Regions from separate parts of the Homo sapiens genome. Here region 1 is linked to region 2. Evidence: chromatin contacts called from ENCODE Hi-C data. All regions are on one chromosome and are shown on one strand. The core of a region is the stretch at or near the end of the contact, and the rest is flanking DNA. Distances in the headings are between cores, read along the strand shown. Region 1 overlaps FBXO21 (F-box protein 21). Region 2 holds the start of MAP1LC3B2 (microtubule associated protein 1 light chain 3 beta 2).

The links. A loop is a pair of places that touch in the nucleus more often than their neighbours do. Pooled maps may share reads with other maps.
Region 1: a loop to region 2 is called in a map with no recorded cell type, with 17 times the contacts of the local background. The contact joins the enhancer-like site here to the promoter of MAP1LC3B2 in region 2. A Hi-C loop is called at or near these places in 1 of 168 maps with a recorded cell type or tissue (lower leg skin), 2 of 37 single-sample maps with no recorded cell type and 2 of 50 pooled maps.

The regions. Positions count from the first base shown.
Region 1 is chr12:117,140,512-117,146,097 of GRCh38, forward strand. FBXO21 (F-box protein 21) reads right to left here. Exons shown (of 12, transcript NM_015002.3): 12 at 1,480-5,586. The coding sequence ends at 5,576. It overlaps TESC-AS1 (TESC antisense RNA 1), which reads left to right. Exons shown (of 3, transcript NR_120464.1): 3 at 880-978. Among named protein-coding and RNA genes, the nearest start is that of TESC-AS1, 44 kb to the left of the region's middle. RefSeq lists enhancers at 2,281-3,480, 2,881-2,960. Within about 2 kb of position 2,625, at least 7 of the 41 ENCODE cell types and tissues checked have a DNase peak (open chromatin) inside an H3K27ac peak, as active enhancers do.
Region 2 is chr12:116,558,094-116,563,220 of GRCh38, forward strand. MAP1LC3B2 (microtubule associated protein 1 light chain 3 beta 2) reads left to right here and starts at 1,288. Exons shown (of 2, transcript NM_001085481.3): 1 at 1,288-1,340. RefSeq lists enhancers at 783-1,292, 1,132-1,471, 1,692-1,741, 1,782-1,881, 3,371-3,665 and a silencer at 3,371-3,665.

The DNA of each region.
Region 1 (5,586 bases), core at 1,375-3,874, 580 kb after region 2:
GCTGAGGGTGGTGGCACGTGCCTGTATCCCAGCTCCTTGGGTGGCTGAGGCAGGAGAATCGCTTGAACCCAGGAGACAGAGGTTGCAGTGGGCTGAGATTGCGCCACTACACTCCAGCCTGGGCAAGAAGAGCGAAATTCTGCCTCAAAAAATAACAATAAAAATTTTTCACTTAAGCAGTGAGCCTCACCTTTGGTTAATATCAGATGAAGGCAGCCACATTAAGCCACGTTAAGTCAGGGGGAAGAGAGAGCCAAGAGGTGATAAAGCTGGCTACGATTGCTGGCACCAATAGGTTAATGGCTTGCTAAGCTTTAGAGGGAATCATTGCCAGAGGAATTGCAAGCTTGTTGTACAAATAAGTAAATAAAAGTCTTGGACAGGCCCCTAAAGCTGCACCCAGCAGGAAGTGGAGTGTGAAAGTTGGCCAGCACCCCGGCAGGATGCACCCGACACCCACTTCTGAGGAGACCAGAGAGGATGAGATTTGAGGAAGAACTTCCCAGAGGGCAGGGAGTTCCTCCCGGAGAGCAGAGTCAGGGCTTATGCAAGAAACGTCACCCCCGGCCATGACAAAGGCAGGGGTCTTACCAAGGTCCCCCGCGAGTGGGATTTCATCCCTGCTAGAGACCAGCAACTTGTTTCATTCTTTCTTTTTCTCAAATGGGAGTTCTTATTGCAGCTGCCGTCCCTGCTTCACCTCTTAATGGGAATTGGGGGTGGGGGATCCCGGAGGCGCCACGCTGGGCTGATGGAGGGAACTTGCACGGCCCAGGGAAACTGGGCTGAGTAGGATGCAGGGACCGCGGAGGGCTCTGGGGGTGAGGCACACACAAGTCTGTGCCCACCAAACCTTTTCTCTTCCTTTCGGGCCCACAGGAAACCATTTGGCACCTCCTCTGGAACGAAGGTGTGGCCGGCCACTTGAGATCTGGCTGTTGAGGCAGAGGTAGTGCATGTGACCCACGCGGTGAGAGGTCTGCTCCCCGCTGCTGCAGCCATCTGCGGTGGAGACCGTGAGTGTACACAGACAGTGCCATCTGAAGGGAACTCCACTGCCTCTATGTGCTACTTAGGCAGGGGCGACTGAGCCGGAGACTGCAGAAATGTGTCCGTCCCCACGGACAGCCTGGCTTAGCTGTCCGTGGCTGTCTCCTGCGGTGGAGGAGCACACTGGAGTGGCCCGTGCAGTGGACCAGAGCTTCCACCCACACTGTGTTCTGTCTCCTTTCCTAGAACACAACTGGACGTTTCCCACCTCCGTGCAAAATGAGTGGACATAAGGGGTGCCACTTCCACACCTGGCTCATGGAAGCTCCCAGATGGTCTCAGCCCTCCATGCTCCCCGCTACTTCAGGCGGGATGGAGATGGACGGCTCAGGTTGCTCTGATGCCTGCCTGCATAAGGGCTGCCCTGCCAGCCCATTCCCCTGCCCAATATTATGGAAGCAAAAACGTTCTATGGTGTTTGAGCCATTGTTGCTTTTCGGGTCTATTTATTACAGAACTAGCAGAGCCCTAATACAGTCATTGCTACGTGGCCATAATACATGTATTCTATAATTGCGCCTAATTTTATTCACCGGAGGGACGTCCTTTACTTTCAAGATTCTAAATTTTTCAGAAATGCAACATTCAAGGTTAAAGTCGCTGCTAGACCAAGGCTAAACCGTGGCGAGGTAGTTGCTTGCGCCGCAGAGTGTGGGTGTGAACAGCTGGAGCTCAGTGGTTCCTGGAGACTCAGGGACCACCTGTATTCCACATCCGGCTTCCCACCCACGCACACGCAGTATGACCTGGGTTTCCCCTTTATACAGTGGAATGCTAAGTGCCTACACCCTAGCCGGGGTCAGCCAACTATGGCCTGTGGGCACCATCCCACCTGCAGCCTGTTTTTGAGCTAAGAATGTTGTTGACACTTTTAAAAACAGAGAACATGTGACAGTCTGTACGTGGCCTGCAAAGCCTAAAATCTTTACTATCTGCGTCTGCTTTATAGGATTGCTGGGAGGATTACAAAGACTTTATTAGGCCAGTGCCCGGCTCAAAGTTAGCATGCCACACAAAATAATACGTACAGTACAGCTATTCACGTCTCCAAAAAGCAATTGTCCCACATCCAAATTTTGCATTTTGTCCAGTTGATGTCTCTCCTTCCCTCCAAAAAAAAAAAAAAAAAAAAAAGACAAAATAAAAACACGAAGAGCTGCATCTTGATCATCATGGACAGATACTTTTCAGTTAAAAAGTTGCTGGTAGTCTGAGTTCACTTACTTGGAGTATGGACTAAGGAGGGGAAAGCAAAGAGATGCGACATCAGCAGCAGAAAGCCTGCGACACGGCAGCTCTGCTCAGTTTTCTCCGTGGGGAAAGATCGGAACACTTACAAATGAGAACGGGACTTTAAGTAGATAGTATGCAATGGAAAACTGAGCCGGCAACAGTACTTAATGCTGGTTTTCTCAATAAAATCATTTTGCTGTGTAAACGCGCTTATAATGGGGATCTGTTATGAGTCTCAGGCAGGCGACATGAAAGCCGGCCTTTCAAAATCTGATTAGGTGGATAATGTTTGCAAACATGACGCCTGGCAAAACCGGTCTGATTCTAAGGTAAACTCATTTTGGACATAACTGATGTCTCACTGAGACAGCTTTTCAAAGCATGTCTGCAAACACCGGACCCCCGGGGACGGTGCGTGCGTGTAGGGGAGGGAAATTCCAGGGTTTCATATATCAAGATGACACACCCGCTGCACACTTCTCTTAGAAAGTCACGACGCACAGTACTGTGCGTCACAGGTATTGAGAAACACCACCATAGAGTCAATTGACTTTGTTTAACCTATAACCTTTTTTCCTCCCACATAGTAGGTAGTAACATCACACGGAAACAGTGCTCTGAAGACATTCTGGACACATCGTATACAGCACAGCCATTCAAATCAACGGCAACAGAACGCACGAAGAACCTGGTTTTCTTTCAAAGCATGAGCAGTTCTCATTTTACAACATGTGTTTTAACATAATTCAGAAAGTGCAATCTTTGCATGACAACCAGATAATTCTCAAAGGTTACTAGTGAGCTGATAAAATTAACGTTTGGCAAGGAGGTCATGGTTTACAGGTAGGCTGTCCGCTCACCAATGCTCAGAAAAATTCAGCAGAACATACTTTTCATATTTAGATCCGAAGAGAGGTGAGAGACATTCTACTCAAGTCATGGCTGGGCTTTCTGTCCTCAAACGAAATTGGGCAGGCCATTTGCGTGGTTTCTCTGGATAAGTTCCATTTATTAATCATTGTACAAAAAAATCTTGGCATTCATTTGAAGAGAAAAGAAGTTGCTATATCCAAATATTTAACATTTTAACATTGTGAAAGTTCAACGTTTATAACAGGGCTTTTTAAAATGGAGAAAAGTTTTGGAAAATTTTTAAAAAGAAACTTATGATTTATTAGAGTACAGGATCCAAAACACGTTTTTAGAAAAATATAAAGTGCCCAAATACCAACTTACACAGGTGATACAGGCTTCCTGGAGCCCCATGAAGCATTCATGAAGAAAGACATTTAAAAACAGTCTAGATACATATGTACAGCTGGGTCAGTAAAGGTAAAACCATCTTTCTTGACTTTGATGTGTCTAAGAAAAAAGGAAATCAATCAAACCAGAAAACCAACAATTGCAACTCTCAGCATGCTCAGGTTCTTATTAATGCATCTCATTCATATTAATTAATTCCGTATTATCAAACTTTCCCCTTTAAATGAAAGTAGTGTACAATCCTCCCAACCTTGGCGGGCCAGGTGCTGTGAGTGGTTACGTTTCCAGATGCAGGTTCAAATCCTTTGACTTTGGATTTGACTGATGAGGAACATGGACAGTGGATTAAATAGCTCATTCAGGCTGGAGGAGCCAGGGGCCAAATCCCCATCTCTTTCTAGTAACTGCTTAAAGCCTTCCCTTGCTATGAAGTGGTCTCAGGTGGCTTTCCAAACCTTGGTCACCCCAGGGTTTCCAAAGGGTAAACAAGCAGCAGGCATTCAACATGGGTGAGAATACTGCATGCAGATGGACAGACAGGTGCAGAGACAGGCCCCTAACGCCCCATTCACTAGAGCAACTGCATTATTTTAAATGTTGAGAGCAAAGTAACTAGGTCCTAACTTCGGAAGTTAGCTTCTATCGATTAATGACAAGATTAGCTCGCTTGAGAACTGGCAGGCCGAGAGTTGGTGGAGCTCCAGAGCTGCACAAAGGCGTGCAGTTACTCTGGGCTCAGTTACTGAGAACTTCGGAAAGGAGCCAGTGCCGTCCGAACACACGGTCAGGCTTTCCCAGAAGACGCCACAACAGGCTTCGTCCTGCTGCCGTCAGGACCCTGGCGGCTTGGAAAAGCAGATTCCAACACGCACATCTCCTTTCACACAAGTCCAACACTCTTCAAATGAAAGACATTCTCTCTCTTTCTAACCTGCCACATTCAAACAGGCCTTGAAGTGACTCTAAGGAATAACAAGAGGTGTGAAACCACTTTTTTTCCCTTCAAAACCTTTTTTTTTTTTTTTAAGGTTCATTAATTTTTTTTTTTCCTGATTACAAAAGCAAAACCTCATTTTTTGGTCTTTGAAGACCATGGAGTATGACTTCTAAGAGCAAACATTAACATCAGATTTGTATGTCTCACTACAAAAAGAACCCATCACTGATGTAAGACCTACTCATGATACTGAAGTAGATTTTTTAAATTAAAAAATAAAAGTAGTCATTTAAAATGGAGGAATTGTAGATGAGTATGGAAAAATCCATTCACAAAGTTCACTATTTGCATTTTCTAAAAGAATTTTATGTAATAAAATAGAAAACTAATGATTTATAGAGATGTGCATAAACTCAAGAGAGGAATATGGAAGGGAAAACTGTGTTATATTCCCATTTAAATTTAAAAAAAAAAGATAAAACACTTGAAATCTGTGTTTCACATATTAGAAAAAAATAAATTCAAATGATTCTAATTACCATTAGCTTGTTAATGTCTCCATCTCTAAGATGCTGCCAAGATAGCACACAACTTTACCTCTGAATATGCAACTAACTTCAGGGTAAAAAGACACACAGTCCTCACTCGGGACCGAACACGTTCCACAGAGAAATCAGAAGGAAATTATTGCAAATGCATAACCCCATCTGTCCAGCCAAGGAAATGTTCTGAGACAAATGCAGACAGACAGGGGAATGGAGTGAATACAAAGAATGATTACAGGAGCGTCGACTGTGAGACCTCATGAAGACAGAATGTCACAAACTGTCACCACAGGACAAGCATACAAGCCATGCCACTGACACAGTGCCTTTCAGATTAATTCACTAGTGTAGGCGGAGAGCAACATTGTCTTTGCAGCTGGGGAAGAGCACACGGTATTTAAACTTAGTAGGAGGCAACCAGCACTACTGGTGGAGTGGCTTTCCTGGTGCAGCAGGTCCCGAGGGCTCCGTGGAGACGTCTTCTTCCGGAGTCCCGTTCTCTTGGAAGATAGCAGCAGCAGCAAAGGTGCAATGTCCTCTCTAGACTTTACTCATCTA
Region 2 (5,127 bases), core at 38-2,537:
GACTTCCAAATAGTACTCACGGGGAGGGAAATGAAAGGAGAGGATTGGGGAAGAAACACCTTCTATTTTTTTTTTTTTTTTTTTTTTTTAGAGACAGGGTCTTGCTCTGTCACCCAGGCTGCAGCCTGGACCTCTTGGGCTCAAGGGATCCTCCCACCTTAGCCTCCTGTGTAGCTGGGACCACAGGCGTGCACCGCCACACCCAGCTAATTTTTTTTATTTTTTTGCAGAGATGGGGTCTCTCTATGTTGCCCAGGCTGGCCTCAAACTCCTGGGCTCAAGTGATCCTCCCTTCTCGGCCTCCCAAAGTACTGGGATTACAGGGGTGAGCCACCTCACCTGTACAGCTTCTTTGGAGAATGGGCCTGGGCAGGTCAAACAGGGGCCACTCTACACCATCATGGCACAGCAAGAGCTGGGCTATGTAGGTTCAGTATTCTTTGTCATTTAATCCTTGTGACGACCTCGTGTCATCATTGCTGTTTTACAGATAAGGAACTGAGGCTCAGAGAGGTTCAGTGTCACAGCTAGCATTTCACTTACATATCACAGAGCAAAGGCTCTCTTTGTCCAGAGACAACGTGCCTTTAGGTGATAGAGCTAGGACTGGAACCCAAGTCTATCTGACTCAAAGTCCACACAGCTTGTCCCCCATCCCGCAGGGACCTCTCCACGCTAGTGAGCCCCACGAAACCCCCTCAGTGCTTCGTTCCAGTCTTTTACCTTCAAGCCCAGTCAGCGAGTTCTTTATTTCCACAAATGGTGCTATTAAACTAATGGCTTCGGGAGCTATAGGCTGGCCTCGGCACAGTTACACATCTCTCCACCCACCATGTTCTGGCTTCCAAATAAATACATTGGAAATTCCAGGAGCCGAAGCCCATTTGGAAACGTTTCCGGGCCACCATTTTGCTTTGGGATGGGCAAGAAGAGACACCCTAAACTTGAACTCCTGTCTGTGCAGCCTCCAGCCGGCCAGGCGCTAAATAAGGCCACGGCCCGTTTCCTCCTTCAAAAGTCCCTTGTAAAGGGCGATAGCAGACCCCATCAGGCAAAAAGCTGAGAAGCCAGGGTTGAAATAGAGGCCTCTTTCTGTTTGGTCAATCAGCAGCTGCAAAGGATGCGTAGGATGGAGCTAAATTTATTTGTTCCTTTCTTTCTCAGCAACAGCGACGAGGCCCGAGGTGCAGCTGTCTCGCCTCGCCTGTCTTTTGCAGGCACCGGCATGCACAGAAGATGGCTCTCCGGGAGGAAGATTCCTTTCCATTTTGTTCTCTCTCTGCCTCCGCAAGGCTCGCAGCCACCTCTCGGGAGTGCAGGGCCAGATCCTGTGCCAGCGGGTAGGAATATGTAGCTGCCTCCCAGCCCCAGGGTGGAAATCATGACCTTTGAGAAGCAGGCAAGCTGCACGGCATAGATACTCAGGCCTGGTGAAGGCAAAGTGGGGCCACACCCTAGAAAAACCACAAAAGTCCCCACAGCCTCTGCTTTCACTAGTCAGACCTGTGGGAAACTTGTAAGACACAGTCCATGTGATCGGCGGGTGGGGGCATGTTGGGAGGGGCCTTCCGAAGGCCACAGCCAGGCTGGCAGGGCAGAGTCCTTTCCAGAATTTATCTGTTTGCTTAAAGCCCAGCGGAGGGGCCACCTTCAGTCAACCCTCCAGCATACTGGTCCAAGTAGTTTTTTCAAAGTGCTTTGTGAGACTTTCAAAAGGTACCCATGGGGAGGGAAGTGAGAGGAGGAGGAGGGGACGGTGAAGAAACAGCTTCTTTATTTCTAGCCTTGCTTGAATGGCTTCTTGACGGTTACTGCTCCAGTTTTGCTGAGTCAGAAGAATCCCACAGCCGCTCACCGGAAACACAGCTGTTGGGCAAAAATAACCACAGAGCTGAGCATCATGCACCTTCCAGAAAAGATGGCAGAAAACCTCAAAACAAAAGAGAAATACAAAACAATAGGAGACACTGTCAAGAAAAAAAAAACAAAAACAAAAACCACCGCAGCTCACTAACCGATCCAAGCTGGTGGCGCTCTCCTGATCTCTCTCCACTCCCAGGCCCAGCAACGGCTCTGAAATAAAGCTAAGTTTGGCTATATATATATATATATATATATATATATATATATATATATATATATATATATGTATGTATATGTATATATATATATTTAGATAGAGTCTTCCTCTGTCGCCCAGGCTGGAATGCAGTGGCGCGCTCTCGGCTCGCTGCAACCTCTGCCTCCTGGGTTCAAGTGATTCTCCTGCCTCAGCCTTCCGACTAGCTGGGATTACAGGTGCGCCACCACGCCCAGCTAATTTTTGTATTTTTAGTAGAGACGAGGTTTCGCCATGTTGGCCAGGCTGGTCTCGAACTCCTGACCTCAAGTGATCCGCCCACCTCGGCCTCCCAAAGTCTTGGGATTACAGGTGTGAACCATCACATCTGGCCTACTTTTACACTGTAGTGGGTTTAATAGTGTCTCCCCAGTCACACCTCCACCAAAAAAAGAAAAGATATGTCCACAGTCTAATGTGCTGCAGCACCTGTGAATGTGACCTTAATGGAGAAAGGATCTTTGCAGGTGTAAATTAATTTTAGGATCTCAAGATTGAATCATCCTAGACTACCTGGGTGGACCTCAAATCCAATGACAGGTATCCTTATAAAAGGAAGGCAGATCCAGCTTGGGCAACATAGGGAGACCCTGTTTCTACAAATAGTTTAAAAAAAAAAAAAGGCTGGGCATAGTGGCTTACACCTCTAATCCCAGCACCTTGGGAGTCCAAGGTGGGCAGGTCACTTGAGGCCAGGAGTTCAAGACCAGCTTGCCCAATATGGCTTAACCCCATCTCTACTAAAACTACAAAAATTAGCTGGGCATGGTAGTGTATGCCTGTAGTCCCCGCTACTTGGGAGGCTGAGACACAAGAATCACTTGAATCCGGGAAGCAGAGGTTGCAGTGAGCTGAGATTGTGCCACTGTACTCCAGCTTGGGCAACAGAGCACGACTCCATCTCAGAAAAAAAGCTGTGGGGGACAGTGGTGTGTGCCTGTGGTCCCAGCTACTTGTGAGGCTGAGACAGGAGGATCTCTTGAGCCCAGAAGTTCGAGGCTGCAGTGAGCTATGATGGCACCACTGTACTCCAGCCTGGGTGACCAAGTGAGACCCTGTCTCAAAATAAAAAAAAAAAAGTGTGGCAGAGGTAGATGGGTAGATTAGACACACAGAGAGGAAGTCCCAGAGGAACTTGGAAGTGAGGATTGGAGTTTTGCAGCTACAAACCAAGGATATTAGGGCACTCATAAGAAACTAACAGAGCCACCCCAGGCTTCTGTTTACCAGGTCCTCCCCTGGCCATCTCCTTCCCCTTGTCTGGGCTGAAAACATTCACAGCATCTTGTTTGCGTGGACACCGAGTTTCCCTTTCCCCAGACTTCATAACGATCAGGAAGCAGGATGGGGCCTTGAGGACTCCCGAGACTAAGGGAGGAGTCGAGGGTCCCTGGTTGTAGATAAGTCTTGGCCACAGGCCAGGAGTGTGACCTCATTAACCAGCAGCCATTAGCCATTCACTGAGGCAGCTGGATCCTGGTTCTGCCCCTTACTAGCTGTGTGGCCTGGGGTAAGGTATTTACCCTCCCTGGGCCTCTGTCTCCTCATCTGTCCAATGGAGATAATTAGAAAACTTCCCTTACACAGTTGTTGTAAGGATGGAGCAAGTACATGCAAAGCTGTTCTTGAACGAGGCTGGACTCTGTGCTTCTTATTGTCCAGTGCTTTACACAAGTGTAGTAAGGCTATTGTTTTTCCCTGTCAGCATCTATGACACTATCTTTTGCTTCAGCATCCTGGCTTGCCTTCGGGAGACCATCTCTCTTCCACCCCCTCATTCCAGGAGAGGGTATATCACCCAGACCTGACCAGTCAGACTCAGCTCAGTTCAGGGATGGGAATGTGATCCAAAGTGGGTCCATCAGAGCAAATAGTTGCCGAAACTCGTAGGGAAAAGAAATTCACTTTCTCTTGGTTCCACTATGTGGTGGGATATGAGCGTGGAGCATCTCTGCTGCTACCTAGGGAGAGGCTGCCTGAGACCGATGCCAAAACCCCAGAAAGCAGAGATAAAAGATAGTGGGAGAGTCCTGACAACAATATTTGTATCCCTGGATCCACCTGTGCCTGAAACCATCCGTAGCTCCAAACTCGCAAGTTCCGTGAAACAATAAATCTTTATGTTTAAGACAGTTTGAGTTGATCACTTGTAAACAAAGGCATCCTGACTCATGCAGTGTCTTATGTGATAATCTGAGCAGGAGGTAGACCTCTTATCCCTATTTTATGAGAAGAAACTGAGGCTTAGAGTAACTTAATCACTTGCATAAAATCACTAGTAAGTCCAGGGCTGTCGTCTGATCCATGTAGCCCTGGGAAGGTAGAACGATGATGTGCTTGGTGCATGCCTTGGGAAAGTCACATAAATCTCAAGGCTTTGAGTGGCCAATCTGTACCATAAAAGAGTTGGTATTTTTTAAACTTTCAAATGTATAGCTGATTACAAAAGTGACTATGACAATTAACTATGTATTTGCTCTCCATAACTGACAGATGTTGGCATTTTCTCACAGTTGCTTCAGAGATGAGCTGGTATCTGAAATACTATATAGCTCCTCGTTTCTGTGTCTTGATTCTGGATTGTAAAACACCTAGAAAGTCTGACTTGGCAAAACTTGAAAAAATTTCAAAGATACAGAAGCATTTTATATCTACTCACTTATTTATGATTTCTGGCATTCTTCATTTCTTAAATAAATCTGAGTTTTCACCCTGTATTATTTTTGCTCAGCCCAAACAAGAACTTTATTTTATTTTATTTTATTTGAGATGGAGTTTCGCTCTTGTTGTCCAGGCTAGAGTGCAATGGCGCGATCTCGGCTTACCACAACCCCTGCCTCCTAGGTTCAAGCGATTCTTCTGCCTCAGCCTCTCGAGTAGCTGGGATTACAGGCCTGCACCACCATGCCTGGTTAATTTTGTATTTTTTTAGTACGGGGTTTCTCCATGTCGGTCAGGCTGATCTCAAACTCCTAACCTCAGGTGATCTGCCCACCTCGGCCTCCCAA